2 separate regions of the Homo sapiens genome follow, and region 1 is linked to region 2. The links are chromatin loops, found by intact Hi-C in ENCODE. Cell type or tissue: endothelial cell of umbilical vein. All regions are shown on one strand. Each heading gives the region's core, and the rest is flanking DNA. Links, peaks and the distances in the headings are about the cores only.

Region 1 (16,171 bases), core at 7,547-10,046, 50 kb after region 2:
AAAAGACCTAGTTCAAACTTGTAGAGATAAAATATAACTGCCCAAGATTTAAAAATATGTAGGAAGAGACTATCCGAAGATTAGACACTACATAAGAAAAGGTTAGTCAATTTGAAGATATTCCTTTAGAAACTAACCAAATTTCTCACACAGGATACTTTCAAGCAGGCTAATATATTTGTAATTAGAGTACTCAAAAGGTAAGAGACATGGAAAAAATATTTGAGGAAATAATGGGTGAAAATTTACAACTCTGATGAAAAATATAGACCCAAAGATCCAAGAAACTCAATAAATGCCAAGCACAAGCACAGGAAGAAAATTACACCAAAATGTATTGTCATCAAATTGCTGAAAACCAGTGATAAACAGAAAACCTTAAAAGTAGCCAAAAGAAAAAAAAAGTCGCAATGAATACAGACAAAAAGAGAACATAAAAATGGCTGCAGACATTGAAAACAATGCAAGCCAGAAGACAGAGAAGAAACCTCTTAAAGTACTGAAAGAATAAAATTTTCAACCAAGAATTTATACTCAGCAAAATATCTCTCAAAACCAAAATAAAAATACGAAATGTTTCAGACAAACAAGAGCTGAAATCTAGATCTATACAAAGTAATAAATAACACTGAGAATGTTAAAATTGTGAGCATATATAAAAATACTCTTAAAAATCTCTTTAAAATACCATTGGTTATTTAAAGTAGAAATTATACTGATGTATTGGAGGTTTTCACCATATATGCGGTAGTATGAGAATCATAGTTGAATATTTTAACAATTTATTTCAATAAATAGGAAATTTATACTAAATAAGAATATAAAAGACTTAAACAATGTTATCAACTAATTTAACCTAATTGACATTATGGAAGACTTTCTCCAATAACAAAAATACACATTATTTTCAAAGGCCCATGGAACATTTACCAAGATAGACAATATTCTGACCATAAAAGAAGTCTTATTAATTTAAAAAGAATTCAAAATATGCAAAATATATTCCCTAGCCACAATGGAATTAAATTAGGAATTAATAGTAGAAATATATCTGCAAAATACCCATGTATTAGGAAATGAAATAACACACTTCTAATTAACCTGTATGTCAAAGAAGAAATCAAAAGGGAAATCAGAATGTATTTTGAAATGAATTAAAGTAAAAGCATGAAAAATAAAAATGTGTAGGATGCTGTTATCACAGTGATTGGAAAGTGACTGATAGTACTAAACACCTTTTTTTAGGAAAGAAGAATGGTCTCAAATCAATGGCATATGCTTCCATCTAAAAAACCTAAAGGGACAAAAACATCTGAAATCAAAGTAAGCAAAAGAAATAAAGCTATGAGGTCAAAACCAAAAATAAATAAATAAATAAACTATTAATAAAGAATATCAGTATAAATGTTGCAGACAAACACTAAGATAAGCCCCAATGATTTCCACCTCCTAGTATTCATGGCTTTGTGTAATCTTCTACCCTTGAGCGTGAATGGGACCTGTGACTTGCTTCTAACCCATTACCTATGGTAAAGGTAATGAGATGTCATTCTTGTGATTAGGTTTTGTTATATAGCAAAGGTGATAGGATACAGCCCCCATCATTATGTTGCATTATGTGAAACTCTATCTCAGCAGACTGAAGCCAGAGATTCTTCTTGTAGGCTTGATGAATTGAGTGACCATGTTGGAGAAATCCATGTGGCAAGGTGTGTAGACAGCTTCTAGCCACTTCTGGTGGCCTCTAAGACCTCAGAGCAGCCTTCAGACAACAGCCTGTAGAAAGCCAGGCCCCTCATTCAAATTGCTGTCAGGAAATGAATCCTGTCAACTGCCTGAATGATCTGGGCATCAGATTCTTCCCAGTTGAACCTGCAGATGAAAACACAGCCCACCAATACATTGATTACAGCCATGTGACATATTTTGTAGACTGACTTGCAGATGGCTTGATTATTGAATGCAGGATCATCTGAGAGAAAGAGGAGAATCAAGAAAAACCTAGCTTGGTTTTGCACTGGGTGGTGGTGACTTACTAAACAAGACAGACCACGGAGAAACAGATGAAGGGAAGTAACAGTGGAAATCAAAAATTCTGTATTGACTACACTAAATTTGAGGTGTTTACAATATCCATAAGTGGAAATATTTAAAATTAAAAACTTTTATAATAACCTCAAAACAAACAATAGGTTTTCTCCCCTCTTTCCCCTGCAGCTTTGCACTTAAACCAATATTAAATTCTTAAGAATTTCTGGTGGAGAGTCTATTAAATTCTACTTAAAAAGATTTCATCTCTGGGTGATAACAAAGATAACTATCTGGGGAAAAATGTGGAGTAGTGCAGAGTGTTTAAAATATACTGTATTTGGTTCTTCTACTTCAATTTCCTAAATAACACATGAATTTATTAAATAAAATCCATTCTTGAAAATCAATTCCACTAACTCCTCCATTGACCTTTTAAGCTCTTTAGATCCCCGTATTCAAATCCCCAAGTCAGGGAGTTTCAAAATCTTACATACAAACTTAAAAAAAAATGCCTATTTTCTAGGTTTTATTAAGGCATAGCTAGGTGAGGTTAAAGTCATCTAATTAGCCATCCCACCACTGTGTCTCTTCATTTGCAACATTCTGACACTCAGCTATGGCGAGGAATTCTCCTCCTGTGAATTCTCAGAAATTATTTAGAAATTATTTAGAATCTAATTTTTATGCCCAGGGAGCTCAGTAAGAAGGAGTCAGTCTCATTACTGCTTATCAGAAATTACTTTTTGTCTCAAGTCTTCTTTACCCTGAAAAGCCAATTTTGATAAGAAGTGAAGATTTAAGCCAACAAGAAGGGGCAAATCATTGCAAGCAGTGATCAATGAAGTTGGGTTAGCCAGGCTTATTTAGAGTAGTCCGAGAAATCATCTTGCTGATGACCAAATCTTACAAAATGATGAGTACCCGACTCTCAATGTGCTTTGAAAGCACTGAAGGGAAATCATATATCTGCTATGATTAAAAACTACATCATGATGCTGTGTGCTTGAGGACAGTGTATAAGAAGGAAGAAAGACAGCTGGAAATCAGTGATTCATTAGTGTTAGGTGTTAATGTAATTGTGAATGTTTTTCTTTGTCTTCCAACCTTTTGTGCAGATAATATTGTGAAAGGGGAATGAGGAGTATTTAAACATATTGCAAAAATTTCCTAATTTTTATTTAAACTATAATAGAATCATCAAACTGGGTGAACAAACAAATCCCAGTTTTGGTAAATGTTATAGATTTGGTAAACGTTGCTTATAAGTAACTGAGATGTTTCTTACCAATAAGCACTTTAACATAAAACAGCAGATTTAATGACCCGGAAATTAACTCAACTAACTATGCCTTGATCTTGTGAAATTACTGTTGGTATTTGCCCTAAACAGGCATGCTGGGTCCTGTCTGTGGCTCACAAGTCCCCAGATGGTGTGACTCCTGCCTACTTCCTCTTCCTGCTTCCTCCAGCCACTTCCTCTCTCTCACTCTGCCCAGCCCTCCTGACCTTCTTTTTGCTCCTTGAGCAAGCTCATTTCTATGCCAATGCGTTTGTACTTGCTCTTGTCTCAGCCCAGACCACTCTCTGCTTGGTCTTCGCATCACTGCCTTTATTTGATTCTTACTTCAAACATGACTTTCTCAGAGAAGCCTTTGGTGACCACATTGCCTAAAATAATGGCATCCCCACCTGCACCTCATCATCTCATCACACTGTCATTATTCCACATGCAGAAACCTTGCACTCTGAAATTGCCTTTATTCATTAGACTACTTCTTCATTGTCTCCCCACAGCCACTGCCACACACACACTCTTGAATGTATGCTGCATAAATACACAGACCTTGTGCTTTCTCCCCCACTATTATATCTGAAGCACTGGAAACATCACCTAGCATAAAGGAGTCATCTGTAATATTTGTTGGACAAATGATTAAGTTGAATCTAGTAGACCAAGAATCTGAGGTTTGTCCATCAGAGTTAAATTTCATGGTTATTACACATAGCATAGAACAGTATTTCCGTCATTAAAAATAATATTAATAATAATAATGCCCATAGCAATTTTTTAAATTGGTAAAGTGAGGTGTATAGGATGTTCGGGAAAAGCTTCATCTTGGAAATTTAATTGCTTTCTGCTCTTCAATGAGTCATTCTATTTGGAATGGAAAATCTAGTCCTCATATGTTAATTTATTTAAGAGGGATGAGCTAAGAGCAATACAAACCGACAGATAGTCCCAAAGGGATAAATTCATAAGATTAGAACTTGAAGGGCAAATTTGTAAAATGTGTGAAGAATGTATATGTTTCTGCTTGTATATTCATATTTATACTGGGATGAAAGAACAATGTTACCTCCCAGTGTGCCCAGGTCCAAGTCAATGCATACCAAGGTTTGATCCTGCCACATGAGTAAGATAGGCCTGGTGTATTACCAGAAAATACTGAATATTTCATAAAGTTACTATTTGGTGATTCTAGATACTGATGTTTTTCTCCTTTTACATCCTGTTAGCGTGATTCATTTCAAATCTTGGTACTACCATGGAGTTTTTCCAGACCACGCCAGTGTGATATACTCTTCCCATTTTTCTGACATCCTGTAGCAATTATTGGTAATTAAATGTGGCCTGCCTTTTGCTATTTTTGTTGTCTTGAACTCTTACTTGGGGTTCTTTTTGTTTTGATTGTTTGGGGCTATTATTTAAAATTTAAGTCATTATGACTCGTTTCACCAACAAGATTTTTAATGCAGGGATGATGCTTTTAACCTTTTGTGCTTTCCACAGGTCCCAGCACAGTGCCTTACATAGCAGGCAAGCACTACATATGTTGCCTCACCAGCAATTCTGGAAGGCAAATGCTTCATGTATCCCAAATGACCCATCTCGGCCTCTCTCTTCTCAGACGGGAACTATATAGGTTTTTTTTTAGGAAACTGAACCTCCTTCCTACAGCCCTTTTGAATATTGATCTGGAGTGATGCTGTTGCTACCCTGGACATAAACGTATTTCTTGTTTCCCTGCCATCAGAGATTAAATCGTTGACTGTAATGAACTAGAGTTAAAACTACTAGGTTCTTCGGATTTTCAGATAGAAACAAAAACACATTAGTTGTGGTGGTTTGTTGTTATTGTTTTTTTCCTGTTTCTGTGAGCCATAGCGAATTGTGATTACTCTGTTCACAATGAATAGATAAAAGGCCTTCTCTTTTTCATTATTAAGGTTAGGCAAGAGTGCAGGTAATTTTATCTCATAAAGATTACTTAATTCACCTTGGGTGAGGGGAGAAGGGCTGAAATAAAGCTAAAACCTGTTCTGCAAGAACCCAGCCTTTATGGCTCTGTTTGTCCTAGTCTGGCTTATAATTCATTAGATCTCTTAGCAAAACAGATGTCATTGAAAGAGGCACATGGACAGAGAGAAAATGCCTGACCATAAAGAGACGTAGCTACAAGACCAATTCAATGATGAACTTGGATATGGAAAGGACTTTTTAAAAAAAATGAAGAAAAGGATCTTCAGTAAGTAAATAAGACTACCTCAGTTTCCTGAAGGAATAGCAGCAATCCATGATAACAGTAACAAAAACAACCAGGATCTAAATCCACCTAGTTTTTCATTTTGGTGCAATATTTTCAATTGCAAGCTGGGTTCCACAGTGAACTCTGCATGAAGCTTGTAATTTTCCCCTAGAAATATTTTTCAAGCCTTCAGCGGCCCTAGAATGTTCAAGCTGGTCCTTCACAGTTATCCACATACATGCACCCTTTTCTTCACAATTCAAAACTTTCTTCTCCATAAATCCTTTGCTGATCATCTCTGCCCATGACAAGTTCTCTTGACTCAATTCGTATAGCCCTGACTGCATATATGTCTCCTTTAAATCTTAACACATGCAGTACATTTGCATTTACAAAGGAAAATAGGCTCAAACGCCAAAGTTTCTCAACCCTTTGCAATGTATTTCCAAAGAAAAGGTGGTGGCAGCTGAAGCACATGTGTGCGTCATGGTAGGCCTAAGAGTTGTAGAGTGTGTTGATAGTATGTCGGGGGAATCCCCGTGGGGCCCAAAGGGAACACACCTTAAAGTTGGACAAACTTAGATCTGAAACATGTCTTTTGTAGTTTACTGTGCGACTGTATTAGTTTCCTGTGGCTGCTGTGACCAGTTGTCAGATAGTTGGTGGTTTAAAACATAACTTTATTCTCTCCCAGTTCTGGAGGCCAGAAGTCTGAAATCAAGGTGTCCACAGAGCTGCACTCCTTCTAAAGGCTTTAGGGAGAACCCATTCCTTGCCTCTTCCAGCTTCTGGTGTCTCCAGTCATACTTTGGCTTGTGGCTGCGTTACTCCAATCTTCACCTCTGTGGTCACCTTGCCACCTCCTCTCCTGTATGTCTTCTCTTTCGTTTATCTGTCCCCCAGACTCCCTCTGCCTCTCTCTCATAAGGATACATACACATGATTGCCTTTAGGGCCCACCTGGATAATGCAGAATGGGCTCATCCCCTTTTTAAATTTACTCATTCACATATTTTGCTATATAAGGTAATATTCACAGGTTTCAGGGGTTATGATCTGGACATATCTTTTGGGGGGCTGCCATTCAACCCATGTAGTGACCTTAAGAAGAGATTTTAACTTTTTTTTAGCTACAATCCCTCATCAGTAAGATAAGGTTAATAAACTTTTATTGTCAGGCAGTTAGGAGGAATAAAGTAAAATATATTTTCCATGTTAAGTATGTGTTGCAGGATCATGTAGGGTAAAAAGTCTTTCTCTGGATGCTATTGTAATAAATTCAGCCCCTGCAGCACCCCCACCATAGAGGTGTCTCATATGTGCTCGTTAAGAAAAGGCACCCATCCTGCTTCAGGTGCCTTTGGTGATACCCATTGTCTCTGCCTCATGCCGAACCACTGCCACCAGTGTCCAGTCCATGCCAAGGACTCCTGATGCTCCCAGATCAGCCAACAGTGTATTCCACATCTGGGCCTGGCTTTTGCTCTTATAAGATGGTTGGTTTGAGGAGGTGCCAGTATGCAGGCATGGTAGCTAATTCCCTGCCACCACTGTGGTGTGACTGATTTAGTCAAGCCCTCAAGGAGCTAAAATTTTATTGAATTATTTATAGTCCTCCATGTGCACAAACCACCCTGCACCCTTGTCAAAATGGAAAGACTCTCTCTCTCTAACCTTTTAATTTAAATACCTCTTAATGGATGAGTACCATATGTTAATATATGAGTCCATACAAAGTTAGGTCAGAACACAAATCAAAGTGACAGTCCCATGGATTGCTCCACCCCACTGATAAAAGGCACTGTCATGGACCAAGTGGGGGTTTGCCTGAATTTACTCTATTAAGAGACTCTTAAGTTTCTTCTGCAAATAATCAGGTAATTTCACAAGTTTGCCATATATGTATGAATCCCAGTGATAAATTAAAGTGAGCCTCAAGCTAGAATACTCTGTTTCTCTCCTGTTACACCTCCTGGCCCTCCCTGACTCCCCTCACCACTCACAGATACACAACAACTAAATGTGCCTTGCACAGCACCTAGAACATAGTAGGTACTCGATAAACACAAGATCGTCTTCTGTCTTGTACTCACAGTGCTTTGAACACAGCAGGTAGTCAGTAGATGCATTTTGACCAATGTGTATCTGGATTTGTAATGTGTAAGAAATATTGAAACATTCCTCATAAAATTTCAATCATTTCTATTTGGCCTCTAACTCTAACCTCTTTCACTATTAATTGGTTCTTAATAATAAGCCCCTAAATATAGATGTTTGTACAAGAAGAAGTGGGCAAATAGTTGTCCGCATCCCAGTTAAAATTCTTATTGCCTAGACTTAGCTTTGCAACATTGCTAGGTGGCTAAATTATTGCATAACTTATAAAGGGGAAAGGTTTCTGACTTTATGTTCTAAACGCAGTTGATATGGTTTGGATTTGTGTCCCCACCCAAATCTCAAGTCCAATTGTAATCCCCCGTGTTGGAGGAGGGGCCTGGTGGGAAGGGATTGGATTGTGGGGGCGGACTTTTTCCTTGCTGGTGTCATGATAGTGAGTTTTCATGAGATCTGGTTGTTTACAAGTGCATAGCACCTCCTCCTTCTCTCTCTTCCTCCTTCTCCTGCCATGTAAGATGTGCCTCCTTTCTCTTTGCCTTCTACCATGATTGTAAGCTTCCTAAGGCCTCCCCAGCCATGCTTCCTGTATAGACTGCAGACCTGAGTCAGTTAAACCTCTTTTCATTCTAAATTACCCAGTCTCATGTAGTTCTTTATAGCAATGCGAAAATGGACTAATTCACCAGTAAAGGGTCTTGCCAATTCTGCAATAATATTACCTATTGGTTTCCTCCAGGGAACTTGACATGCTTTTCTGATATCAAAATGTTCATATTTGTAACTTTTCATAGAAAAGATAAAGAAAATAATGTGTTTTTATTTTCTCCCAGCTTTATAGGTGGTATAATTGACAAATAAAAATTGTATGTATTCAAGGTATGCAAAATGATTTGATGTACATATATATTGTGAAATAATTACAATCAAGCAAATTAAGATGTTCATCACCTCACATAGTTACCATTTTTTTCTGTGTGTGGTAAGCACACTTCAGATGTACTGTATATGCAAATGACAAGGATGCAATACATTATTATTAACTGTAGTTTCCATGTTGTATATTGGATGTTCAGAACTTAGTTCATTTTATAACTGAAATTTTGTACCCTTTGACAAAAATCCCTCCATTACTCCCACCCTCTAGCCTGTAGCACCCACTTTTCTACTCTGTTTCCATAGGTTAGGCTTCTTTAGTTTCTACCTATAGGTGAGATCATGCAGTATTTGTCTTTCTGTGTTTGGCTTGTTTCACTTAGCATAATGTCCTCAAAGTTCATTCATGTTGACACAAATGGCTAATTTTCCTTTTGTTAAGGGCTGAGTAATATATTCCATTGTAAATATTTATCAAATTTTCTTTATCCAGTCATCTCCTGGTGAACACTTATGTTGTTTTCATATCTTGGCTATTGTGAATAATGCTACAAGAATGTGGGAGTGCACATATCTCTTTAATGTATCATTAATAATTTCATTTCCTTTGAATATATACCGAGAAGTGGAATTGCTAGACTGTATGGCAGTTCTGTTTTTAGGTGTGTGGTTTTTTTTTTTTTTGGAAATGGAGTCTTGCTCTGTCTTCCAGGCTCACCAGCTTAGAGGAGTGATCTCGGCTCACTGCAACCTCCACCTCCCAGGTTCAAGTGATTCTCCTGCCTCAGCCTCCCTAGTAGCTGGGATTATAGGAGTGTAGCACCACGCCTGGCTTTTTTTTTTTTTTTTGTAGCAGAAGTGAGGTTTCACCATGTTGGCCAGGCTGATCTCAAACTCCTGACCTCAAATGATCTACCGACCTTGGCCTGCCAAAGTGCTGGGATTACAGGCATGAGCTACTGCACCCAGCCTATTTTTAGTTTTTTTGAGGTACCTTGACACCTTTTTCATAATGGTTGTACCAATTTAAAATTCCACTAACAGTATATAAGGGTTCCCTTTTCTTCACAAGGATAATAATTTTTGTTCTTGTTTAGAAATGAGAACATGAAGACCTGGAAAACTGTGAGTTATCCATATCAATGTAAAAGGCTTGTGCCCTCCCTGCTACAAGGCTGAGATCATTTTAGAAGTGATATGCCAAGTTTCCAAGCATTTATTGTAATTTATGTTTCATAGACCAGTTATCATTCCCCACCCTGGAAATCACTGTGGATTGACACACTCCGGGTCTGGTTGGGGCCAAGGAAATTAAAGTAATTATGATGTAAACATGTCGGTATTAATGCTAATGCTTGCTAGAAGAGGCAATGTAGAGAAGGTAGATTGACATAAGGCCATATACCCTGTGTATTCTCATTTAATGTTTAAAGGCTGAATATGCAAGAATGTTGGCAAATTTCTGGAAACTAACTACTGGAAAATGTTAGCTAAATGGTAGATTGAGAAGTAGAGGAAGGGATGGAAAAAAAGCTGTTGAATTAGGGATAACTTTGCAAGCGCTGACTTAGGTGCTTGCGAAATGGAAGTGGAGCTGTTTCTCTCTTTTTTACACATCATGGCATTTTGCTAGGGATTAACTCATTGTCTCTTTTCTTTCCCTGCCAGGATGCTAAGAGATCATTGATATAGTTCTTTATCACTGTCGTAATTATTTCTGTAAGACCTACACCGGCAGCATCGGTGCCATTTAGTAAATGTGCCTGCTCCATTAGGAAGCAGAAAGAAGACCAGTTTGAACTCCTTCCCCTACTAGTAATGTGATCTGGAAAAATTGTCTTTAATTTTACGGCCTTAGTGTTTCCCCTCATCTGTAGCATAAAAATTATATTATAATAATATTATAATACCGACAGGATTGTTTTGAGACAGTTAATGTCACAGTGCTTGGTGAAGCATAGGCCAATACATATGTTATGTAAATAATGGTCTTATGCCACTGATTGTCACTTATTGCACTAGATTTGACTGCCTTCTTGTTGGAAATACAGTACAATCAAGAAAATTAGCAACTTCAACCTTGTTTCTAATTTAAATATATGTTACTGTGTGTTTGTGTGCGGGTGTGTGTGTGTGTATGTGTGTTCATACCTATGTTTCTTCATCATTGAAAATGCAGTTACAGCTGAAAGTGATTTCCATTATTGGCATTTTCTCATGATAGCAGAATTTATCCTGAATTAACAGCATTAGCAGAAATGGAGACTGTTTCAACCACTGCAATCGAAGAAGTGGTAAAATGGTGTGGAAACAAGTGTCTGAGCACTAGCTCTGCAGGGAAACAGGCAATGAGGAGCAAGAATTGTCCTACTCATGGTACTCAGTATAAGTGGGTGAAAGCTCGGCTCTGAGAAAGGACACAAGTCACCAAGGGCCATGGTCAGCCATGGTGGCTAACCTCAGAAGAGGCAGTTGTAGATATGAAGTGAGCTGTGTTACGTGGAGCGAGTTCACAGCAAAGGGGGAGTTATCAAGAGCAGCTGACCCAATACCTTCCGAAAGATCACCTGCTTATCAAAACCCTTTATTTTACATATTTTGCTGTTGACAGGCTGTGCAATTATTAAAGCGGCACTTTTCCTTACTTATCTTCTACAGAAAAGATCAATAAAGCACAGATTGAATTGTTAATATCCAATATCCAGGTTTGAATAGTACAGATAAAATTGCCCACAACTGTTAGACACTCAGGCTAAAGGGAGTAGCCCTTCCCCTGGGCTGCATTCGCTTACCCTCATCAACACACTAGGAAGCCATTCAGAATGATTTCCAAGACCAATTCCTCCTATTCCACCCTGTCTAGACTTTCTTGGAATGTTTTATGTAGAAAGTCCTGGATTTTCCTTTTCATTGGCCCCTGAACTCTTGAGGTCTCTGGGTACGGAAAGTCTGTCACTGCCAAATTTCCTGTCAGCATAATTTCTTACCTGTTTTAAGTAAATAACCCATCTTTTCTGAACTCAATGGCATAGTGAGTAGTGGGAGCTGTCTGCCCAGAGGAAGGAGTATTTTATCACTGACATGATTGAGAATTATCAGTGCAAGGTGATGATAAAAAGCAAATCAACTTTTAATTGAACTTTATTATGATTTTAAAACTCTTAACAGGCAGTGCACCCCCTTATTGCCCCAACCAGGGGCGGATTTCCTGCCTTGGAATGCCTGAGGACAGTTGCTTTAAGGTGTGTGTGTGTGTGTGTGTGTGTGTATGTGCACGCATGTGCGTGTGTGTGTGTGTGTGTGTGTTTAGTGGGGGGAGGACTTCAAAATTGTCTTCAGTTTTTTTCATTTTCCTTTTCTTTTTGAGAAATGTTAAGAAATCAGGACACTTCAACCTGTTCAGTTATATATGCAGTAAGTATTCCCAGAGTACTGTTAGATTAACAACTCCAGATATTAGAATTACAATAATAGGCAAGCCCTGTTTCATGCCCATCAGTAGCTCAGACATTTAAACATCCTCCAGATTCTCCAGAAAGTGTTTATTTGCTCATCTATTGTAAAAGTATTTATCAAATACCTATCATATGCCATGTACTTTGCTGGATATTGGAGATAAAATTAACAAAGACATCCTTGACTCTGTCTTCATTTAGCTTCCAATCTCCCAGGTATGCTTACCTCCCTTCTTCATGAAAATTCTATTTCCCAAACTCAGTCACTTATTACTACTTTTAAGATCTTTTGTATGTTGATATATTAAAAGTGTTATTATTTACTTAAGATTTACTTTACTCCCACTTAAGTTGAAAACCATTTTATAAGGAAATACTTTATTTCTCCTCTCAGAAAAGTGTGCACATGATTATAAACTCCACGAGACTTTGTATACTAATCACAACTTGCTCCTCACAGTGTCCTGCAGATGGTAAATAGAAGACATATAAATACAAATGCAATGAAAAAAAAAACCCTATTAATAAATTCTAGTTGAATCTTGTCTACCAATACCCAAATTAGTTAAAAGAGAGATTAGTACAGTTTAGAGACATACTTTAACCAAAATAAGACTTTTCCCATGAACTAATTGTAATTATTGGAAAGGAAATAACTTTGCTACGGTGTGCCTTGGTGTTACTTTATTCCATGTCCTTGTTCCACCTAATGGTCTTGCTTACCTACAATAACCATGCCATATGTTTTGTCAGGCCCTGGTCAGCACTGTTGGATTACTTATTAAGTTTTGCATGGAGAAATCTTTTTGATTGAAGGCCTAGAATTGCTTATATCAACTGGAATTATGAACCTAATTCCAATTTATTTTCTCTTTTTTTAGTAGTCTGTAGGTGACACATTTTCACAGCATTTGTAGCTATCCCAATATATTTTTGTTCTTTTTTTTTCTATTTACTGTAGAATGCGTAATCCTGGATCTCTTGTTCGCAAATCGACAGCCTGAAGCCCTCTGGAAGCCCAAGACTGCTGGAGGTAAGGCATGAACTTTTTTGCAATTATGTCTCTTCTGCATGGAATGATACTGCTGTTTGATTTAAGTTTGAACTTGGAAGATTCATTCCTTTAGGGAAATATTTAACCTAATCTTGATTTTTGCCTCAAATTGGCATTAGACGAGCTTGACTAAGTGGTCAGGTTGGGTTAGCTTTACAGATTGGATTCTTGATTTAATACAGCTCAAACTACAAGTATTATTATTATTATCTAAACCCTCTTTGCCAATTTAGAAAAAAATATAATAGGAGGAGAATAAAGATAAATAATAAAAGCACTGCCCAAGCACACCGTTTGAATCATAACCTGGGTCAGTGAGTTGCATGCCATACACTGACAGTCCTTTGTGGGGTGTTCCCAAATTTTATTCAATGTAAAGTGTGTTCTTTTCATAACCAAATGTGTACACTGTAATGGCCTTGTCTGTTAAGCAGCCACACAGGAAGGCAAGTTGCATGATGCCTATAGATGGAAATACTCCAAATTATGATCAAGTGATGGGAGAAGCAGCAGCCAAGTGCCAGAGAGAGTCTGTGAGTGGACATGTGGCTGCTGTTCCTCATGAATGTTGGTGGGAGCAGGGCCAGGGCAGTCGACAATTCTACGCACACAGTGACACGGCATTGGGTGACTGAGTGGACTTCATTGTGACTTTGCTTTTATAGACTCTGAGACACTGACGCACTGTCCTAGTCATTGTGTTGAAATCATTGCTGACTCTTAGTGATGTTTTCAGTTTGTTCATCTCCATAAATATATCTTCAAGATTCTGGTATGTTTCAAACTCCCACTTTCCCCCCCAGAAATGGGTCTTTCTGATTCAGGATTCACCTTCTGTCATAAGTCATACTTTCTTAATTGTTACTTTTTGAAATCAAGTTATGATATACACCTTGCTTAAACATTCAACTCCTTCAGTAATTTTCTTGATATTTTCAGCCTTTAAGTCCTACACAATCTGTCGTAAAGACTGCTGCTCTGGCAGACATGAGCCTTTATGATTTCTGTCTCCTGTGAGGGTCTGCACCTACTGAAAGGTTGATTCTCTGAGAAAGGCTGAATTACCATGAGATGGCAGTAGAGAGCAGCCTGGCAGATAAGCCCATATTCCTTGGTATTTGAGCCAGACTAGGGGCTGGGCCTAGTGGGAGGAGCTAGATTACAAGGTAGTCTGCTTTTGATTTTTAAGTGTCTTCCTGGGAAGAGAGCGAGGCATGTCTATGAAAGAAAATGCCGGTAGTAACATCTGAGGTTAACAAATGTGTGTCAGGAGAATGGAAGACAATTCCTGAAATATACCAACCTCCGGTGATCAGAGTTCTACCTGGCTGTGCTCTTTCTCTCTCTCTCTCTCTCTCTCTCTCTCACACACACACACACACACACACACACACACACACACACACACGAAAAAGAGAAAGAGAGAGAGGGAAGGGGGAAGGGGATGGAGGGAGAGAAAAGAGAATAGATAGAGGACACAAATACTTTATCCTTGGAAAGCAAGGTTAAGTGAGATCAGCAAAACGCAAGAAGGCAATTGTGACTGATAGGAGCCACGCAGGACAGCTGAAGTTTGAGACCATATTACCTTGGCTTTGCCATTTCGATTCTCAAAGGGGCCAAAGTGCTGCCGGATTAGACACTAGCATGGGCTCTAAATCCTGTGTATTTTAATAGCCCCTATTGTACAGAGAAATAAGAAAAAGTTAAAGATGGATGGCATTTTTAAAACGGTTGCCCAGAATGTGCCATGTCTTGCTTAAGTCACTTATTGCACTACTGGCAGTATTAGAATTAGAACCAAGTCCACATGCCCTAATTATCGGTAGGCCATGCTTTCCAAATCACAAGAGCAGGAGCAATTTATTTTTCTCTCAAACAGAAAAGATATTAAAAGGGAATTCAAAATGACCCTAGAACTCTATTGGAGGAATGTGGATGCCTCCATGTAGTAGAAGGAACATGGGGCTTTGTGGCCAAAGAGAACTGGTATCAAATCTTGCCTCCATCTCTTATAATCTATGTGGCATTAATCTTGTGGTTTGTGTATCTTAATTTCTTCTGAGCTTTAGAAGAAATCAATAACATATTAAAAATATCAAAAATATCAATAAAAATACCAATAACATTGATATAAAAAGTAGAATTGAGGATTAAATGAGATACACATATATAAAGGAGAGATAGGTGAAGACTGAATCCTGAAATTGTTCAATGTGGAAAATATTGATTTGATTTTTGGAACTGGATTCTGAAGTCTAAGGTAGGAGGTAGAATCACTTTTTTTGGGTTGAAGATGCTTTTGTTCTGTCAAGGACTACTTGCCTGGTTGCTTATAGTTATGCAGATAATAGAGCAAATGACACCCATTTTTCTGGAGAAAGACAGTGCCAATGTTTTGTGTAGTACCTGCCATTTGAAACTGTAACTGTGATAAGTTAGACAGCACTCTGCTCTCCAAAGAGTCATGGGAACTTCCTGGAAAAGAGACATTCAGACTCTACGTCTTCTCTAGGGTCAGTCTGAGGAAAAGAAAATGCTTTGCTAATCCTTTGGACAGCCGTGAGACTGGGGACATAGATGAGAGGAGGAGGCAGACAGGCCTCCCTGGAAAGGAGTGGCAGCCTCACCCTCACTTCACAGCTGGCAGTACCCACTGCACTCTGGGCCCTTCCCCTCAGCCACTGCAGAGGCAGCTTTGGTTCCAGTCCAAAACCGGGGCTAGAGAAGATTTAGGATTTGTGGAGCCAGTGGACCCTTGATAATACCAGGCCAAATCAGAGAGTCGGTACCTCTTGAGAGAGGGTCTGTGGCTGGGCCAGGGGAGTTCCTGAGCCAAGAGACACCAAGGCCAACTTTGGAAGTCATCTACATCACCTGTCAAAGCCAGTAATTATGCTGAAGTCCCCTGACTCACATTACACACTCTGAAAGAAAGAGAGTCACTAGCTGGCTCTCCATCAAGTCCTCAGGAAGTCTATATGTAAAATAGAGATTTGGTACCAGCATTATGCCTCTTCATAAAGTATGAACTTAAATTTTTCATGCGTTAGAGAATTGGGGTTAATGCTTAAAAAGAAAGCTTCTCATAAAATAAAACTAATGAAATATGG
Region 2 (16,171 bases), core at 6,445-8,944:
CAAAAACTAACAAAAATATACTTTCCACTACCTTCTTTTTGATTTATAACAATTTATTAACAATGACTCTGACTTCCTTCTATATCACACTATCCTTATCTATAAAAAAGGGTAAACTAAATAACTTATAATGCTTGCACACTAGTAAAGGCTGAAAATTCTTCCACTTCCAGTGCTATAACCAAGAAATAAATGAGGTTGCTATGTATATTCTAAGGTATGTCGAGATAAAATTGCACAGAGAGATTAAAAAGGGGGAATCTGATCTAGGTATTATTGGACAAGTAAAGTGTTAATAAGCAAATAGGTATTGACACAATGAGGAAAGACACACAGAGCCTGATGCTGTTAGGTTTAACGAAAGCAATTTGGATAAACTGATTTATGCTAAGATAATAGAGATTCTCCCAGAACTATGTTTGTAATTTAGAAGAGGGCAGCTCGAAGGAAGCATGAGCCTCTGTCTTGGGGAGTAGGTGCTTCTCCCTCCATTCCAAAGCACACAGGCAGGAGTGCAGCAGAGCTTGCAGGAGGCTATAGTTCCCCACTGGACACTCATCTGCATGAGTGCAAGGACTCCGTCTGTTTTGTTGCCAGTTGTACTTACTGAATGTTGAACTTTGGATAAATAGATTAGTATCACTGATGCACTTCAAGTATTATTGTCTGAGTGTGGGGTAAAATCCAGGACAAGAGAACCTAGTGATCTTTTTAGAATAGCAATTCTCCTGGAACACTTCCTGAAGACACCTCAGAGCACTTTTGCAAATGCTGATAGTTTATTTAAGCTTGTAGACAGCTTTTTCTTGCCTATCGTACAGCTGTGAGTGTGGGAGCACAATTCTCTGAGGACCTGGGCATATGTTCTCTCCTGGAGGAAATGTGGGAGAGAGCCCCAGGGAACACATTGTACCCCTCTCTCTGCCAAGAAAAGAAAATCCTGCCTGAAATGCACCCTCAGCCAATGAGAAAGTATGAGCTGGAAACAGAGCTTTAGAAACTTAACTGTGTATTAGAATGAAGAGTGAGTTGGTGGATGAGTTGGAAATTCTGGGTTCCATTTTTGATCTTCCACCATAATGATATCTCCCACATACTACAGAATATGGTAAACTCTCTGGACTTCAGTTCCTCCCCCATAAATAAGGAGATTAGTCCAAAGACATGTTAATGTCAAGATACCTTCCAGCCTGTTGCTCTCAATTTTATTGGCACTTCCTAGAATTGTGAAGCTGGAAAAATATTCAGATTTTTCTAATTCAGCTTTTTTATTTCATAGATGAGAAAACTGAGTTGTAGAGAGGTGAAGTTATTTGTCAAAAGCCACCAAACCAAGTAGAAGCCAAGCTAAGGTTAAGACCAGTATCCTCAGACCACCAGTCCAAAGGCTCTTAATCTGTTGAGTCATAGTCCACCTTAAAAATCTGATGCAAGCCCTGGACATGCTGGGAGTGGGGAAGGGATGGGAGGAGCAAATGCATCACAAGTAAATTCATAAAATTTGCAAACTATTTTCGGGGTTGTGGGGGGGGTGGGGAGGCAGGTCTTAGATTTTAGGCTAAAAGCTCTATGCAACACTTTATTTCTGAAAGTCGGTGTTAGAACCAAATATTTAAGAAATTTTTTTTTTAAACAGGGTCTGACTCTGTCGTCCAGGCTAGAGTGCTTGGCTCACTGCAGCCTCAACCTCCTGGGCTCAGGTGATCCTCTGACCTCAGCCTCCTGAGTAGCTGGGACCACAGGCATGTGCCACCACGCCCAGCTAATTGTTTTTGTATTTTTTTTTTTGGTAAAGAAGGGGTTTCTCCATGTTGCCCAAGCTGGTCTTGAATTCCTGGGCTCAAGGGATCCGCTTGCCTTGGACTTCCAGTTGCTAGGATTACAGGCAGGAGCCACTGCACCTGGCTAGAACGTTTTTATATGTGATGGGAAGTGTGCCTCTGGCTTCTTTGGCTTAATAGCTTCATTTGTGCAAGAAGCATCAAAACACACTGGAACAAATCTAGGTTTATATCTGCCCTCCAAATAAGTGTTACTCACATGTTTTATTGATGGCAGTTTCTGATTTGTAAGAAGCCAGTTCCCCTTTTAAATGTTATAGCTGTTGTTCCTCTTACAAATACTTCTGCTAAATTCGGTGCTCCTCATTTGTCGACCATAGTCAGATAATACAAGGGGCTGGCTAAACAGAAAAGGTTTTCTCATTAAGTGAATCTGAAGGAGGCCTCTACTAATTAGTTATTGAATTGGATCTTTGGGGTAGGTGCATTAAAATGACCTGTTCTTCTTGAAAATATATAGCATATAGCCCTGGACCCCAGCCCAGACCTATTGATTCAGAATCTTTAGGAAGTAAGGCCAAAGAATCTGTGTTGTTACAAACTCTCCAAAACCTCTTATGCACACTCACATTTGAAAACACCCATTCTCAATACTTGCCCAAATATTTTCAGTCTTTAACAAAACTGACCTAATGATAATACTACCCTAAATGATTCTTTGGTCTTTGAAATGGTGAAATAATGCAAGATTCAGACCATAATACAGGTATGGAAAACATACCATTTAATTTTTTCAAAGAAAATATTTTTTCTCTCCACTTAAATACAAGGAGATGAGTGGCTGTGGCCTGACTCATGCCATGGTGGACACGGTGTAGGGTATCAGCTTTTCTTCTTGGTGGTCCTCATTTTCCAGATGATTCCTTAGCTGAGTTTTTTGTTTTGTTTTGTTTTGTTTTGACAGAGTCTCACTCTGTTGCCCAGGCTGGAGTGCAGTGGCACAGTCTCGGCTCACTGCAACCTCGGTTTCCTGGGTTCAAGCGATTCTCTTGCCTCAGCCTCTGAAGTAGCTGGGACTACAGGCGCTTGCCACCACGCCCGGCTAATTTTTTGTATTTTTAGCAGAGACGGGGTTTCGCTGTGTTAGCCAGGATGGTCTCGATCTCCTGACCTCGTGATCCGCCTGCCTCAGCCTCCCAAAGTGCTGGGATTGAGTTCTTGTTTTAATATTCACAGTTGCATGCATGCCTGCCATTGAAGAACTACCCCTATAGTTCTGCTTCATTTTATTGAAATACAGAAATATCAAGTGTGTTATTCCAAAAAAATACTTTAGCAGATGGTAAATATAAAACTTATATCTCCTCTTAGCATCAAACAAGCTAACATACACACTCATATACCGGTAGAACAAAAACTTATCTAAGAATGACAAAGTCTGACATTTTCTAACTTTAAAACACCTTGCCCTATTTCTGAAACTAAGGTTTCTCTGGTTTTCAAAGAGGCTTCATAGAACTCCTAGGGATATTAATTCAGCTGCTTTTCACCCCCTCTGTCTTCAGGTTTGGGTTTCTTGAGTGCTTCCATGGGCTCGCATTTCTTCTGTGTCTGTGTGGCCACTTCCGGGTTCAGATCCCTCTATTCCAGTAGCGTGGTCAGAACAAGATAAATTCACTCCAGCCCTCAGAGCCTCATCTCAAGGTCAATAGAGGGAATTTGGAAACTTCTCTTGAGTAAGAGTATAGGTTATCCTTGTCCACTGTGACAAGGGACTCAGTGAAAAAAGCAGTTGCCCTCAACTACCCAATGTGTGGCCCAATGTGTGGCCCACAGCCAAAGTCTGTGTGCACAGACTTTGCAGTCACGTAAGCACATACTTCATTAAAATTGGGTTGGTTACTTTTTTCCCCCACAGAGACCATGTCCTGATTGCAGTTTATTAAAACTCCCTAGGCAGTGTACCATTATTTGTCCTGCTTGTATTCATGAATAGCCTGTTTGCAATAGGAACATCCAGGTAGAGATCAATAATCAGTCTCATAGTTAGGGCAGAGAGAGGAAAAAAAAAGAAAATCCACTGGTGCGCTGCATTCAGCTGTGTTTAAGAGGTCTTATCATTAAAGCAGCAGCAGGCATTTATAAACCAAGCTTGCCGGCAGTGCTGGGCAGACAGGATTAGAATAATCATCCATCAGGCTCTGTTTCATGAATGTTTTCCTTTGACTTTTGGCAGGATCTCCAACCTGAGCATATGCCAGTTGACATGGGAACACTGAGGCCAGCAATTTAAGGATTTCACATTTGCTTGCAGTGGTAAGATTTAAATATATAACAACGAAGGACAGTAAATATTACTGGGTTCTGCCTTTTTCCATTAGATGTGAAACTGAAGTTGTTTAGGTATATCTTTTTTGATCAGTAAAGATCTCTGCTCGCAAAACCATAGCAAACACAAGAGAAATCCATAATCCATAAGTACTGAACATAGTGTTTGTTGGTACGAGTGAAAATAGGGAAACTAATAATTAGATTTTTTAAGTGTCTGCATCATTGGACTAAGTGGAGGAAATGGTTTCCATTTTGAACAATGAAACTACGTGTATTCAGAAGAGATATGATTATACAGCACAAAGAGACACAGAGTTTAAGATCAATGGGGAGAAAGAAAGGGAAAATGACTCTGTTTTCAATTCTGCATGGGGCAGTCATACCCTTAACATGGGTCCAGATATTTGGTTTCTAAAACAACCACATTTGCAGTTAGTTAGGAGATTACGTAAAAATGAAGACTCTCTGAGGCCGATGACAGTGCACCTCCACACACTGGACACTTGCTGCTGTCAGAGACATCTGTATGCCATTACTTAAAAAGAGAGTGATAATGGTGACTGTTGACAGACGGATGGCAAATTGTGTTACTGGAAGTTCATTTTGAAAAGGGAAGTCTCCCACTCCTCTGTGTGTATGTGTATTTACATATATGTGTGGACAAACACACATATACTCCCTCCCTTAAATCTGAGGCCGAAATATAATATTGAAAAAAGTAATAATTAAAATTTACATTCTTAATAAAAGAGAGCACCATCTCTGGAAACATTTTCAATATAAAGTAGAAATTGCACCATGATAGGGTTAAACAGTCAAACAAGATCATCTAGGCCTCGGTGGATTCTTTGAACCCCGTTTTGTTTAATAGGTTAAATTAAAAACATAATACCCATTCCATTACCATCTTCCTTTAAGCCAGATCATCATGGAGTGAGACTATATTTGGTACATTCAGTTCTCTGAGAGCTACCATTTTAATATATTTTCTTTCTTTCCTTCTTTCTTTTTTTTGAGACAGAGGCTTGCTCTGTCAGCCAGGCTGGAGTGCAGAGGCACAATTACAGCTCACTGCAGCCTTGAACTCCTAGGCTCAAAGGATCCCCCCACCTCAGCCTCCTGAGTAGCTAGGACTACAGGCAAACACCACTATGCCTTCCTAATTAAAAAAAAATTATAGAGATAGGGTATCACTGTGTTGTCCAAGCTGGTCTTGAACTCCTGGCCTCAAGTGATCCTCTTGCCTTGGTCTCCCAAAGTGCTGGGATTACAGGGGTGAGCCACTGCATTCGGCCACTAATATAGTTTCTATATATTTCTTAGTCCCCATTTTCATGTGGTCTTATAGCAGATCCATGGTGCACTGAGCAAAATGTGACTTTGAACAGCCTGATTTGCTCATTCTTGTATACTGACCATGGCCTTACATCTGTGAATTTCTGAAGGATGTATTTTGGAAATTCAGCATTCATATTTAGTCCTTTTAGTATATTCTTCTCAAATTGCCTTGCTGCTTTATTCAGTCATATTATTGCAGTAACTTTTAGTTTAATAGCTTGTATTTTCAAAATCTATTTATGGAACAATGGAAGAATGATTGTAAAATAGCTTGGAAGATGCATTACCTAAACTGATACCTGGAAGTGATGATATAACTTCACACTTTTATGCATATAAAAGTAAATGAATGTATCATTATGGTTTCTTTTATCTGAATATTACATTCCCCTTGAAAATTAAATAACTTTGCACTTGAGTTTCATGTTTTATTTCATGATTTAGAAGTGCTTTCTAGGAACTACCACCAAAGCCTAACTTCTATACATAAGTCGTGGTTTCCTCATACATACATGGAATTTAAGATAACATCCTAATTAGAGTCATTAAATCTTAGATGTCAGAAGGGGCTGAGTTAAACTGAACAGGGCTTTTAAAAATCCCCAAGGTTGAGCAATGTGAGGAGGAAAAAAAAGTAAGAGAAACACGCATGTGATTGGCCTTAATGAAATTATAAGCCTCCAAGGAAGTGGCCTACAACTCACATCTGGACCACAGAAGTCATCATTTCATCTGAACTGTATATATCAAATTATGCTTTTTGTTATCAAAAGTGAAAGTCTACAAAAGAAATCCAGTAGACCATGCTAAATTGACTTGCATCATTTAGAAAGTGGGAAGATTTTCTTAGAACTAGCCTTGGAGCCTCTTGTCTCTGTAGAGAACTAAGGACCATACAGAATCCTTTTCCACTTCTGCATATGAGGACACTGTTGAACAGATAGACTTGTTTGAGAAATAATATAATCATGTAGAGTGACAGAGTAGAAAAGCACTAATGTAGACACCAATGTACCTCAATCTTAATCCTAAAACCATACCTGATTTTGCTGGATAGGATTTTTCTTCTTTTGTCTCTAAGATTTTAAATAGTCTCTTAAATGGCAGGCCTTAGTTTTTAATTTGTAAAAGGGGTTTAATATTTACTCTATTCTCTGTAGACTTAGCTGGAGATAAAATAATAAGTAAAAAATACTTTTTGGGACTTCAAATCACTACACAGAATTTAGTATTGCTAGAAAGTTGATTCCTTATTAATAGCACTTGTCTGATTTGAACATTAGGTCAAAAAAGCATCTTCATCGATCTGGTCTGTGTTTTTACATTGAATGAAGGCTTACAGTTGCTCTGAGCTCTAATACACTTGACTGCTCTTATTAAATTATGATAACAACAAAATGCAATCATTATAACTTTCCCTGAATTGTGTGTGTATCTATTTTTAGTGTTCTTAATGCACTGATCCAAAATTTCAGTGCTCTAAAATTACTCCAAATGAGAGTATGGGAGGTTATAGAGGAAATGTTTACAATACAATCCCTGTCAGTAAGGGGAGTAGAAAGGGTCTCTGGGACTGATCCTTGTGGTAAAGCCGTCTTTCTCAGACCTCCTTTTCTCTAATTCTTTTCAGATGCAGACTTCCTACCACAGCAAACCCTGTGTATCTTCCTGCCCCTTCTCCTCCTCTCTACCCGCTCCCGTCTCCTTTCTCCTCTCCTTCACACCTCAGAAAGTCCTTTGATTGTTTACAATCCAGGTTTTTTTTAGCTATTGACCCACAGCCCTCCGCTTCCATAAATCCTGCTTTAAGTGTTTGATCTGTAAGACAAATATACCCCCATAGCCCTGAGTTTACTCTCTGACTCTGTTTCATTACAAATGTTGTAGACAATCAATATGAGTTGGGGGTGGGGGGAAATGTCTTAGGTCAACAAACACAATTTGCTGGAACATACCATAATCTTTGCCCTTGCAAAGAACTGTTGATCACACATCCTTTAAGAATAAAGCCAAGTTGTTGGAAAATGTAACTTAAATAATACACAGGAAATTCCAACAATTACACATGACATAAAAATCTTTCAGAGCTCCCAGTTCATGTACTAATGTTAGAAGCAATCAAGGACTATGAATAATGGATGAAGTTAAACATAGTGGCCCAAATTTTCATCCAGAGTGCTAGAGAAGAACGTTAACATAATGGATGTGGGTCAAAGAAATTGCCTGACATATGAAATACCAACCAAGAGTATCATCCATTTATTTTTTATTTAGGAGTAAAGTTTGCACACCATGCCAAGGTCACCATTGTGGAGATACTTACTTGTGTGCACTATGGTCCTCCCTAATGATAACGATATTCTTCCCCAGTCCCAAGACCTCCAATCACATGGCAGCATCATTTGTACCTTCTGTGACAATTAAAATCCACCCTCATTTCTACCAATTTGTTCTCCCAAGAGAACAAAAGTAACTAATAGTTCCTTCAAGCCTGGGTATGGTCTGTTTTGTCCTCATGTTAGAACTTAATTTAAACCTTCCTTGGTCACAAAATTCGGAAACTAATCTGGGAAAGTAACCAAAGAGAATTAAGATGAGAATAAGGTTAAGTATGGGAAATGTTGTCCTAAAATACTCCACCCAAATTTCCATGTGTTTATAACTGACTCAATTAGCTTGAAAATTAGTTTGAAATCATCATAGCAGATCATACTACTAATAGTCAAACAGTGTACTCACAATCTGGCGGGTCTGGCTACGTCTATTATTTCTAGCATTTCCAACTCAAAAGGTAATTTCTCTGTTCAATCACTGACCTCTGTTTCTCCCCGAAGCCAGTGTGGAGGTAAGATATAATCAGCAAAGAGAGCTCCTTAGGACCCTTCCCAGGAAGAGGATCAGAAAATTATGGAAATTGACAGAGATTCTAGTAGGGTCTCTAAAATCTCAGCTATTTTTATTAGCGTTTTGTGAAGCTTCAGAAAACTGCAAGTATTTTCTATTCTAGTCACCCCCTATTACTTTGCAGCTGATCAAAATAGCCCATGACTAACAATAGGAACCCGAGAACCGCCATAACTGCAATGGTCCCATCTATCACTCAGACATTTTTGGTGTAATAAAGTCAAAAGCAAATTTTCTTCTTTTATTTTCAAGTTTTGCATCTGACAAAATGTCGTTAGAGCTCAGTGACTTATGAAAAATTGGGACAGATTGAGAGCCTCTGATAAAGGCAATCTTTTTTATCACTAAAGGATTCTGCTAAATTGAGGGGAAAGGGGAGTTATAGTTCTTAATAATGTGTTTTATCAACCACCTGCAAAAATTTTTAATTAAATATCTAAAGATACATTATACGATATTGTTGTAAAAGGCACAAACATGATTCCAGAAACATTTTAAAAGCTTGAATATTTAATATTTATTTGTTTTAGAGATAGAGGGAAAGGGGAGATGAGAAACGTAAATTGTGTAATCATATTATGATTTCATCCTCATATCAGGCAAGAAGATATGCTCTGACATACCATCCCATGGTTATGTACTTTACCTTTTAGACTCTATCTGCTTATACTGTGTGTGTGTATATGTGTGTGTGTGTGTGTGTGTGTGTGTGTCAGAGAGAGAGAGAGAGAATATCAATGTCTGAGAAAGTAGAGTTATCAAAAGTAAAACTTTCAGAGGTTGCCTGAAGGGGCAAGATTTACCAAATATCTATTGTTTAAGGAGTGACAATTACTGCGATTAAAAATAGTAATTTTAGAATTGTTCAGGATTTGTATTAATTCTTAATGTTGTTTTGGTGTGTTTTTCAATGAGCTGTAGTGCCATATTGTCATGGCACTACCATGACAACTGTTGTATCCTTGGATCCCCTGAAATCTTGGTTTCATAAATGGAGGATATCATGGTAAAAATAGACATCTCTAAATATTAATTTTCCATGTGAAAGACATTAATCACTTTTTGTTTTTTCTTTTCCTAATCACTCATGCATCCATTTTTTTTTTTGCAATTCATTCATTGAACAAATTATCGATCACCATGTAGGTATTGCTAGACAGTGTTTTGTGTATTGGGGATACTGAAGTAAACCCAACAGATAAAAATGTCTGCATTCAAGGAAGTTAATTTTCAATGGAGGAGATAAACGATGCATGGATAAATATATCTAAAATATAGCATTTATATATTTTATATGCCCATATATATTTTATATATAGATGTGTGCAAAAAGAAAAAAGAGGAGATATGAAATGGTATATGGGGCTGAACTTTACATGGAGTGGCCTGGTAAAGCTTTTCTATGTAGATACCTTCTGAGAAAAAGACTTGAAGGAAGTGAGACAGCAAGCCAGGCAGAAATCTGAGGAAGATTGTTCTAGGCAGAGAGAACAGTAAGTGCAAAAGCTCTGAGACAAGAGAATGGGTAGTATACTTGAAAATTAGCAGGGAGGCTATTCAGTCTGAATCATTACAAGGATCACTCTGGCTGCCATGCCGAGAGTGTCTTAGTCTGTTCATGCTGCTATACTGGGTGGCTTATAAACAACAGAAATTTATTTCTCACAGTTCTGGAGGCTAAGAAGTCCAAGATCAAGGCATCAGCAAATTCAGTGTCTGGTGAGGGCCCATTTTCTTGTTCATAGGCCGAGCCTTCTGTTTGTCCTTACATGGTGAGAGAGGCGGTAAAGCTCTCTGGGATTTTTAAAATTGCAATAATCTCATTTTTGAGGGCTATACCCTCATAACCTAATTACCTCCCAAACACCCCACCTCTTGATACCATCACCTAAAGGGTTAGGATTTCAACATAAGGATTTTGGCGGAACATGAACATTCAGAGCAGAGTAGGAAGAAACTCAGGGTGGGTAGGGAAGGCATAAGTAGGTAGACCACTTAGGAGACTGCTTCAATTACTTCAGCAAGAGAGGATAGGGTCCTGTGCCTAGGTGGAGAAGGTGACCTTGACTAAGAGCACAAAGAACTTGTCTGTAAGAACAGGAAAGGTGTGGATAGGTGGGAAGAGATGGTAGTCACAGGATATGAAAGTTCTCTTTTGATTGTTTACCAAATGTCAGTCACATTAGACTGCGTAAGTGCAAGCATACAGTGATCATCTGATTGAGTTTAAGGAGGGTTATGATTCCACCAGGAAAGTTCACCAAGATAAAAAGGAGCTGGGAAAATATTACAATGATCCTCTATGGAATTTAAGCTGGAAAGGAGAGAAGAGGGAAGAGAGGATTTCATGAGAGAGCTATGTCTCAGAGACACAGAGAGTGAATTTCAGGTCCTTGTGGGATTTTAGAATTGTAGGAGTTAGGGTGTTAGAAGGAGTGATCAGGAAAAATAAGAGATCATGATCATAGAAGAGAATATTTAAAATTGAGATTTTTGCAAGGAGTGCAGTTATTGATCACCACAAAGTCAAGTGTTTGACTGTGGAAGTGAGTGGCTCAAGAAGGATGGCTGATGAAATCTCTAAAAGCAAAGTAGTCCAGAAACTGAGAAACAGGATATTGGAAGGATCATGCCATTGGATATGAAAATGGCCAAAAATTAAATAAGGATAGTATTAGAGAAAGTGATAATGAGCCATATGCTAAAATCTCCAATGAATGGAGGGAGAATGAACTGGAGGATGGTGGAGGAAGCACCAACAAGAGAAGGGGAGTATAGCCTGATGCCATGAAAGAGAAAGCTGGAGTTTTATTGAGGAAGAAGGACAAAAGGCCTGGACACAGTAATGAAGAACATGGAGGACACCTACTATACTTTTATGCTCCTTGGTAAGAGGGATCTAGGAGAGTAAAAGCTATCTCTTGAAAGGGCTTTAGTGGAATGGGCGTTATCTGGAAAGTCAGATTTCAACTAGTGCAAAAAGGTGAAAGAGAAGTTTCCATAGGAAGTAGAGAATAAACAGATTTACTGATGATTGACCTCAAGTCCCAGAGGATTCAGTGAAAGACTTTCAGGAAGTATGAGGCCAAGATCAGAACAAGTAGTGAACAAAGCCACATGAGGATTAGAGAAGAGGAGATAAAAGATGACCTGGAAGTGCTGGGCTGATGTGGTGACTGATCTGCCATGGTGCAATAATAGCTGGTCTGCTGGTCCAGGGCAGGTGGTGGTGGTGAGGCTATGAGCATTGAGAGGGAAGAGAGTTATATGCAAGTTTTGGGGGTGAGACGGACCTTTCCAAGAACATGAAGAGCTGTCAGGTGGTGATTGACTGTTGCTGAGGAGACTGTTATCCTTCAGAAGGGTGATGTGCTCAGAACACACAGATACCCTCTTAAGTTGAGCCAAACAGTGGCCTTCAGCTTGGTGGTCTTACACTGAATGGGCTGGTTCCCTCTGAGTTCATCATTACAGAGCCCAATAGCTCAATTTTAATCAGAGGATACCTTTGCCTTCCTTCAACAGTAGAACATTGTATTATTGGGCTTGTCATATACAGACTAACTGTGAAACTGATTTTCGTCATTTAAAGCATTCTTTTGTGATCTTTGCTGTTTCTCCCCTCAACCTATTTATAAACCTTTCTTCCCCCTCCCCTAATTTTCTCTCCTAACCTATTCTACTCCTTGATGCTGTGAATGAATGAATAAATGTATGTCCATTGCCTCCAATGTCTCTGGAAATACTGCCTTCTCCCCCTCTGTGCATGCTAGTTGCCCCATAGTTTTGCCCATCTTCTATTTTGTGCATTCTGAGCTGTGTGAAGGTATGTGCATTGCAAGTCCTAGTGGCCCTCTCCATTGTTTGTCCTGATATTCTGCCTTTGCTGAACAGATGTGAGAACTGTTGTTGAGTCATAAGTGACTGTTAACTTTTCCTCTTTTTATCTAAAACAATTCTAAAACCAACATCTTTTTGGGAAGGATGATAATATTCATATAGTTTTTGGAGGCACTACCTATGATCAGTCATTCTATGGGACTATAATAAAATGCAAGTTGTAATGAAATCTAAGGCCTCAGGCCCACTGTCTCCAAAAAGTAATTTTCTGTTTGTGACCTTAGGGGCAGCTATTCAGTTCTCTAGAACAAAAAAATGTACATATGAAGTAGATAAGAATAGAATTACGATCACAATTAGTGACATAGACCATCAGTACCATTGGGGTTATCATGAAGCATAAAATTGCTATTTCTCTTCTTATCTTACAATGTAGAGATATTGCAAGGATTTTAAAGTCTAATATGTTTGGACTTTTTATTGAAAGTAGATGATACGAGTCAGTGAAGAACACATGATTTAGGTAAATGAACTTTTCTTAACAGTTAAAATTATTCACTTTTCATCCTCACCTGTACCATTGGTTATTTCTTTATTGACATTCCAAGACAAGATTCAGTCCCCTTGTTATACTCCTCATTCTCCCTTAGGTTCTCAATCTCAGGTTCTCACCACCTGCAGTTTCTGAGGCAGTGCCATATAGAGTAAGAGCATTGGATATGACAAGAAAGGACTGGGACTGGTGTCTGGCTTTGCTACTTACCAGCTATACAATGCTGAAGACATCAGTGAAGTGCTATTATCCTCTATTTTCTTATCACAGGGTTGCTATGTTTAACTACCCTCATGTATTTGAAAGTGCTCAGCACTTATGAAGAGTAGTTCCTAAATAAATATGCACTAATAATTTATGTTTATCATCTACTCCTTGGTTTTGGCTTCAGGTGATAGATTAATTTTAATGCTTTGTTTTTGATGCTTCCTGTTTCTCTGGCATCTGCAACTGTTCATTCCAGTTTTCTGCTTAAGGATTTTTTTGCCTTTACTTTCCACTTGACTGATGAGTGTGTACCATATGAGATTAGATTTGTGGTTGGGATGGGGAGGTATTAGGAGACTCTCTTTTAGATAAGGGGGGATCAGAAGTAAAGGTGCCAATGACATGTATGACAAAAACTAAATATTTATGAGGTTGAAGGGAAAGATGAGATGATGGGAACCTGAGTGTCAGTTGATGGTAAGAAGTTATCATAAAGTTAACCTCTAGCAATGTCCATAGTGTGTAGGACTACAAACAGTAAAATAACATTTGACTGTCTTTTCTAGAATCTATAAATAATCAATTTAATAAAATAAAATTCTATTGTCTCCACGTAATTATAGATATGTAACTTCATAGTGTGTAATTTTGATTTCTTCACACATCTTCCTTAGCACACAGAGCACAGAATGTTTAAGAACTAGGAAGACCGAAACTATTCAGCAAGAACTAAGAACCACAATGTTAAGGGGGTCCATTGTTTATTTTTTTTTCTTTAGAGGATGAAAACCAAAGGTCAGGTGATTTAATTTAAAATTAACACTCTTATTTTTTGCCCGCCCGCCTGCCTGCCTTCCTTCCTTCCTTCCTTCCTTCCTTCCTTCCTTCCTTCCTTCCTTCCTTCCATTTTCTTATAACTGCATATTGTTGGAGTCTTTAGTCAGGTATCATTGAATTAAAAACCAAACCTAGTAATCATCATCTTTAAGTGATGAAGTATGTACAATGAAACTCCAAACAGTAGAGACAGTTAAAACAGATAAGTTTCCAAGCTCAGTTTCTTGATTGATACTACCTTTTCAAAACAGTTGGGTATTCCATGTCATTTAAATGGCAAAAAGAAAAAGAGAATATATTCTGCCTGACTGTGTCTCTTTGGTCATCTTTTCACACTCCATTAGAGGCTTTATCCAACTTTTGTATTCAGACTTCATTGTATTTTTCTGGTGCTAGAAGAAACTTCAATGAGGACATGATGAATGTCCATATTAAATTAGATTCCCCTCCCCTTTCAATTAAGTTCATTTAAATTTAATTTTGTAATCTTACTTCAGTAAACCATTTGACTCCAGATGTTGGATGTACTTTTTCTTATTTCTGCTTCCACATAATCATACCTGTAAAAGATTTATCACTGCAAGAGGCATTTTGGAACCTTTCAGAGCATTTTTGGCATATGTTTCACGGATGACTGGTTAACATGAGCAATTAACATCCTAAAATGTTCTTATGCTCTCCAGAATATTTTTAATGGGATGTTATTTTTATTAGCCTGAACTTTAAACAAATAATCATCTTAAAGGAAACATTATCATCAAAACAACTCAGTTGCAACAGAAACCCAACCCTAAAGGAAATTGGTAAGAGTGAGGAGAAAAAAAGACCTTTGGGCTAAAACAACCTTTAACAAAGATATATAACTGAAAGGCAAGGCTTGGCCTTTTGCTAAAATAAGAGTTATAAGCAGAGTTCCTGTTTCTTCCGAATGACTCTGAGTCACTTCTCTGTGTGCTGTAATGCATATATTATAAAGTGATGGGCCACACCTCTTATGCTTAGGGAACATTTAACTCTGGCTTTTGGTGATAGAACATTCAGATCAATCAGAACAACCCAAGCACTACCTGCTTTGCACACCAAAAATAGAGACTCACACAAGTGTATTTGAGAAACTATAGCTGCCTTGGAGCCTAGAATTCAGACTTACTCCATTGATAAATGATCTTCACCATCAGCCCCTATCAGGCATTCTTAGCCACATAAAAGATTGCTAGTAAATAGCCTTTCTTGTTCTTAGAATTATTTGAATGCTTACAGTTGTTCTGAATCTGCCTTCTTGCTTTCTTAAGTCAAAGCTTATTTAATAACATACTTGATAGCCCTCCTGGGACCTTGTCTAATGAAACTCCTAGTTCTCATCAAAGAAACATAGACTACAATTCAACCTTTAGATGACATACTAAAGAAAAACAGCAACTACAAATACATAGGATAAAGAAATCATTTTTTTTTTCCTCAAGTGAAAAATTGTACTTCATGTTTTGGATATACAATAATGTGTCTTGATGTACATGAAATATTCACCACTACAGTAAACAAGTTAGAGTATGGATTTTTCCTCATACTTAAGGGACCCAGTAAGCAAGCTCTAATTTTATTCTTTTACAGTCTTGTTTTGCAGGGACAGGTATGTGTCTGTGCCTTGGTGGTGGGGTTTGTCTAAAACCCACCAGAGTTTAGCATTTACTGTTTCCAAGTGCTTTTCTTGCTCAAAGTACTAAATAATACTAAAATCATTTAAAGATGACAGTTACCATTGCAACCAGGCATAATTTGTTTGTCCATAATTGACAGACAAAGAACTCACGTTTTCTGCTTATATCTAATATAACAAAAGCTCAGAGAATGATTCTGTGAGTCATGGAATTTTGCAACTTTATTAAATTTTAAATAGGAAATCAGTGAAGGCCTAGAGATGAAAAATATCTGAAGCAGCAAATGGCATGTATAGAATTAATAAATTGTCATGCTACTCAGTGTATTTGTTTAGAGAGTAGCTATGCTAACTAGGAAAGTGCACTCGAAACATCCTCTGATTAGAAGACTACCTAGTGACTATTTGCCAATACCTCTAATTCCTGCTGGTAATCGAAAATAGATGTCTAACATGGAAATTTAAAGAGAAGGATTGAGAATATATACAGAGCCGTAAGATATTGCATACATTTCATGAAATAAGAAAAAAAAAAGAAAATTAGTTTTGAAAAGAAAAAATTAATTGTGCTTTCAATTGCTTCTATAGATCAGTTATGATGAAATAAAACAGATTTTAATGAAATAAACATTTTGTCTACCATAAGTGTCAGTCAAATTAGAGCCTATCGGTTTGTAATAACTTGGAAAGTAAGTTCAGAATAAATATCTGAGACATTGTCTC

Evidence for each region. A loop is a pair of places that touch in the nucleus more often than their neighbours do. Peaks named below come from ENCODE experiments on the same cell type or tissue, not always from the same donor. Only the 100,000 strongest peaks of a DNase experiment are listed, where the experiment ranks them.
Region 1: a loop joins it to region 2, with 5 times the contacts of the local background. A loop is called at or near these places in 2 of 110 quality-filtered maps.

Annotation. Positions count from the first base shown.
Region 1 is chr15:47,457,509-47,473,679 of GRCh38, forward strand. It overlaps a transcript of SEMA6D not described here. Among named protein-coding and RNA genes, the nearest start is that of SEMA6D, 250 kb to the right of the region's middle. In endothelial cell of umbilical vein, for the core only: no CTCF peak of the experiment used is centred there; a DNase peak (open chromatin) is centred at 9,033; H3K27ac peaks cover 2,102 bases.
Region 2 is chr15:47,408,376-47,424,546 of GRCh38, forward strand. It overlaps a transcript of SEMA6D not described here. Among named protein-coding and RNA genes, the nearest start is that of SEMA6D, 300 kb to the right of the region's middle. In endothelial cell of umbilical vein, for the core only: no CTCF peak of the experiment used is centred there; a DNase peak (open chromatin) is centred at 7,466; H3K27ac peaks cover 1,915 bases.